Regions from separate parts of the Homo sapiens genome. Here region 1 is linked to region 2. A link is an interaction called in ENCODE POLR2A ChIA-PET data of the cell type or tissue named here. Cell type or tissue: IMR-90. All regions are shown on one strand.

What was found. ChIA-PET counts read pairs that join two places held together with the same protein. Peaks named below come from ENCODE experiments on the same cell type or tissue, not always from the same donor. Only the 100,000 strongest peaks of a DNase experiment are listed, where the experiment ranks them.
Region 1: POLR2A ChIA-PET joins it to region 2 with 11 read pairs; 1 of 35 experiments calls an interaction of 5 or more read pairs at or near these places.

Annotation. Positions count from the first base shown.
Region 1 is chr6:112,248,604-112,251,103 of GRCh38, reverse strand. The region is part of intron 2 of LAMA4 (laminin subunit alpha 4); the gene reads left to right. All of the region lies in intron 2 of LAMA4-AS1 (LAMA4 antisense RNA 1), which reads right to left. Among named protein-coding and RNA genes, the nearest start is that of LAMA4, 4.7 kb to the left of the region's middle. In IMR-90, no CTCF peak of the experiment used is centred here; a DNase peak (open chromatin) is centred at 1,393.
Region 2 is chr6:111,460,053-111,462,552 of GRCh38, reverse strand. All of the region lies in intron 1 of REV3L (REV3 like, DNA directed polymerase zeta catalytic subunit), which reads left to right. Among named protein-coding and RNA genes, the nearest start is that of REV3L, 22 kb to the left of the region's middle. In IMR-90, no CTCF peak of the experiment used is centred here; no DNase peak of the experiment used is centred here.

The sequences.
Region 1 (2,500 bases), 790 kb before region 2:
GCTTCTTGACACTTAATCTACTGAGTCCTTTATTGCTGAGTTTATGGTGAGAACAGTGATTCTCAACAGGTGATTCTCAAAAGGGAAGACTGGGCAGTTTCAATAATGATAATCAGTATTCTAATATTTCACATTAAGGAAAAGAAAGTCTATTCATTCCACCACACACACTATAGCAGGAAAAACTAGGCCAAACTCTTCTTGACCAATATAGATATGGTAGATATGGAAAAGAACTGGTGTGGGGGCAGGAATGAAGATGGGAACACCCCCACAAGAAGCCAGTAACAGAATGTCCTTAGGAAGAATGAGATTCTTGTCCATCAAAAAGAAGTAGGAACTAAACAAGGTCAAGAACATGAGGTTGGAGGTTACATTGTGTGGCTGGAAAGAAGCCACACAGAGACTGAGAAACTGAGAAGGCAAGGACTCTTCTGACAGGGCAAGGTGGAAGGTGGTGGAGGAGGTGACGGTGCTATTACTGGCTTTCACAGATAAATGATAGAATAAGGGATACAATTGACAACATTGAGTTGTCAATGAGTTGCCCCTCAGAGGGGAAAAGAGGAATTTCTCTCCTAGAAACCTCAGTTTTGCTATTGTTGTCATTATTGTTGTGTTAACTTCACTCCAAGAAGATCAGTGCCCATGAACATACCTTACACTGGAAAAACTGACTTGCTAAAAAGAAACTCTATAAAGCAGACTAACTCTGAGGGACTTTTCCTCTTGACTTTTTTCCTTGTTGATACGTGACCCCATGTCCCAGCACATTGTTAGGGTCCTGCCATTAAAAGATTGCAGAATGTTTAATAAAAACATTTTAGATCTCTTTAACCATCTGCTTTCTTTTTTCTTATCTTGGTCACTTGCTTTGAAAAAGGTCCCTTGAGATCACACTAAGACCTCCAGTTGCTAGCCTGGGTTATCACTCTACATTGCTGTTCCAACAATTCAATTAGGTAATCTGAACCCCTTACATGCAGTCATTATTTCATTCATTTATTCACCCAACAAGCTGGTTTGGAGCCTTACCTCGAAAGAGCAATAAAATAGGTACAAGGAGCAATAGAAAGAAGGTATAGTCTCATCTTTGCCCTCAGGGGTGAGCAATTGAAGAGAGAAAAAAAATAAGTGGCCATTATATACAGAACAATGTACTAACATTCTATAAGAGTGGCTACAAGGTAAGTGCCATGGAGGTAATGTGAAAAAAGTATTATTCCTGTGCTAGACCAGTAGGGCACAAAACTTACTTGCCAAACACCAAAATAGGCTTCAAAAACCTTATTTTAGAAGAACTGGAATATAGCAGTGGTGGTAATAGCAATAATAGTATGGCTCATAGCTGATACTCGTTGAGTACTTACCACATGCCGATACTGATGTAAACACTTCCCATGAGTAATTTCCAGTAACTTTCATGACAAATCAATGTGACTGGTATCGTTATTATCTCATTTGATACACATAGAAACCGAGGCACAGAGCATTTGCCCAGGCCCCTGCTTGTAAGCAGCACAGCTAGGAAGGAGTTTATAAAAGCAGTTCAACTGTGCAAAAGTAGCTAGGAAGAGGTGATTAGGTAAATAGAAATATATATAGGAATACTTCTAGTCAAAGTTTTGGGAATTCCTTTTTTTTTTTTTTTTTTTTTTTTTTGAAACAGAGTCTTGCTCTATTGCCTGTCTGGAGTGCAGTGGCTTGATCTCAGCTCACTGCAACCCCTGCCTCCTGAGTTAAAGCGATTCCCCTGCCTCAGCCTCCCAAGTAGCTGGGATTACAGGCACATGCCACAACGCCCAACTAATTTTTCGTATTTTAGTAGAGACAGGGTTTCACCATGTTGGCCAAGATAGTCTCTATCACCTGACCTTATGATCCACCCGCCTCGGCCTCCCAAAGTGCTGGGATTACAGGCGTGAGCCACCGCACCCTGCTGGGAATTTCTTTAAATGAAGAAATATAAAATGCAATTTAAAGACCATTTTTGCAGTGCTTGTTAGATGAGTAGCATAAGTTACAAAAAGTTGAGATAACTTCCCTTCTCCGTCTAGCCTAATGACTACTTTTTAAAACTACTCACGTAAGAAAGAAAAAAACTAATACTTGTTGACTTCTACTATGTCCCATCAACCTCCATGAATTGTCTTAATACTAAATAGTGAAAATTATACCCATTTTACAGATGAGTTCATTGACATTTAAGAGTGGTAATTACCTTAACCAAATTTTCATATTCCTTTCTCTGCTTTCTGTATACCAGGGAGTCTTCCTGATAGAGCACTTTTTTTTTCAACTATAGAGTCTCCTTATCCTATTTTCTCTTTATAATGATATTCTAGGGTGTGTCCTCCACGTGATGCTACAGTCTATCTTAAAAGCTGTTGATTTAGATTAATAAGTAGGAAATTCATAACAGTATTACCTATGGAATACCTGGTCTATGTTATGGAATTTATTATAACATTGCTAAAAAGTAAAGAATTCCATTCCCTAG
Region 2 (2,500 bases):
TTATAGCCTACTCGTTCTATAAAATACTGAGAGATGTGTTGAAGTCTCCAACTTAATAGATTTGTCTATTTCTCTTTCCAGTTCTATCAGTTTTTTTTTCATGTATTTTGAAAGTTTGTTAGATCCATACATATTTAAGATCGGTGTGCCTTTCTGGCGGACAGCCTCTTTATCTCTGGTAATATTCCTTGTTCTGAAATCTTCTTTGCCTTGTATTAATATAACCACTTCAGCTTCCTTTTGATTAGTATTTACATGGTATATCATGTCAAAAACTGAAGTTTGCCATGAATTTCATACATATTAGCAATAGACATGAGATTTCCATCTCTCCATTGTATCACTTATTAATAAAGAGTAACTGGGGAGATGGTTGCAGACCAGATACTGAGAAGTAGGTTCAAAGGCAGCTACCTCAACAGAGACCCATGGAGAATTGTCTCCCAACATATTTTTTCTGTTTTTGTTTTTTGTTTTACTTTCACTTTCAACCTATCTGTATCTTTACACTTAATATGGGTTTCTTATAGTCAGCATATAGATGGGCTTACTTGTTTATCCAGTCTGATAATCTCTGTCTTTCATTTTGACATGTCTCTTTTATTTAGTGTGTTTAGATTGTTTATATTTATCAACATTGGTAATATGGTTGGATTAAAATCTACCACTATGGTATCTGGTTTATGTTAGTCTATCTGTTCTTTTTTTCTTTTGGATTACTTGGACTTTTTAAAAATTCCATTTCTCTCCGCGGTTTGCTTATTTATTTATACCTCTTTCTGAAATTTGTTTAGTGGTTGCCCTAGGGTTTGCCGTATATTTGTAATTAATCACAGTTTTCTTGATATAATAATACATAGCTTTATATGTAGTATTAGGACCTTATAGTTCTATACTCCCATTTCTCCTCTTCATCTTTTATGTTTTTGTTGTCATACACTTTACTTTTATATATATGCAATCAACATGCAATATATTACTACTCTAAGACTTTACAGTATATTGCTATAGATTTTATAGAACTGTTCATGTAGGTTATAATAAATTTATTTTTAAAAAGTCTTCAATAATTAGCCTTACCTTACTGTAACTTTTACTTTATTAACTTCTTAGTTTTTTAAACTTTTTTACTCTCTTACAATAACTTAGCTTAAAACAAATACATTGTACAGCTGTACAAAAGTATGTCCTCATTCTGTAAGCTTTTTTCTATTTAAAAATTTTTAATTTTTACTTTTAAAACTTTTGTTAAAAACTAAGACGCAAATACATTAGCCCTAGGCCCACAGAGAGTCAAGCTATAAATATCACTGTCTTCCACTTCCACATCTTGTCTGGAAGGTCTTCAGGGACAATTACACACATGGAACTGCCATCTCCTATGATAACAGTTCCTTCTTCTGTAATATCTCCTGAAGGACTTACCTGAGGCTGTTTTACAGTTAACTTTCCTTTTTATGTAAGTAGGAGTACATTCTAAAATAATGATAAAGTATATAATAAATACATAAGCTAGTAACTGTTACCATGATCAAGTATTATGTACTTAACATAATTGTATATGCTATACTTTTATACAACTGGCAGTGTAGGTTTCTTTACACCAGCTTCACCACAAACACGTGAGTAACTCATCGTACTACAATGTTAATACAACTAGGATGTCCCTAGGCGATAGGAATTTTTCAGCTTCATCGTAATCTTATGGGACCACCATTATATATGTGGTCCCTTGTCGATTAAATATCATTATGCAGTACATGACTGCATTTTTGCTTTAGAGACAGTTATCTTTTAGAACAATTGCAAATAAGAAAAATATGAAGTTTTGTATTTACTTTCATTTATACCGTTTATACTGTTGTTCATGTCTTTGTGTAGATCCAAGTTTTCTGTCTGGTATCATTCTGTCTACCTGAAGAACTTTTAACATTTCTTATAGGCCAAGTCTGCTAGTAATAAATTATCTTTGTTTCTCTCAAAAAGACTTTATTTTTCTAAAATATTCTTGCTGAATATAGAATTCTGGATTGCCTTTTTTTTCTTTCAGTACTTAAAAGATGTCACTCTACTGTTTGTTATATGGCTTTTACGTATATATTTTTATTTGAATTAAATTTTTTTTCTTTTTCCGCTTTTATTTTAGATTCCGGGTGTACCTGTGCAGGTTTATTACAAAGGTATATTGCATAATGCTGAGGTTTGAAGTACGACTGAACCCGTCACCTAGGAAGTGAGCATAGTACTCAATAGGTAGTTTTTCCATCCTTGCCTCCCTCTCCCATCTTGTATTCTCCAGTGTCTGTTTGTTCCCATCTTAATGTCCATATGTACTCATGGTTTGGCTGCCACTTGTAAGTGAGAACATGGGGTATTTGGTTTTCTGTTTCTCCATTAGTTTGCTTAGGATAATGGCCCCCAACTGCATCCGTGTTGTTGCAAAGGACATGATTTTGTTCTTTCTGTGGCTGTGTAGTGTTCCATGGTGTATATGTACCAC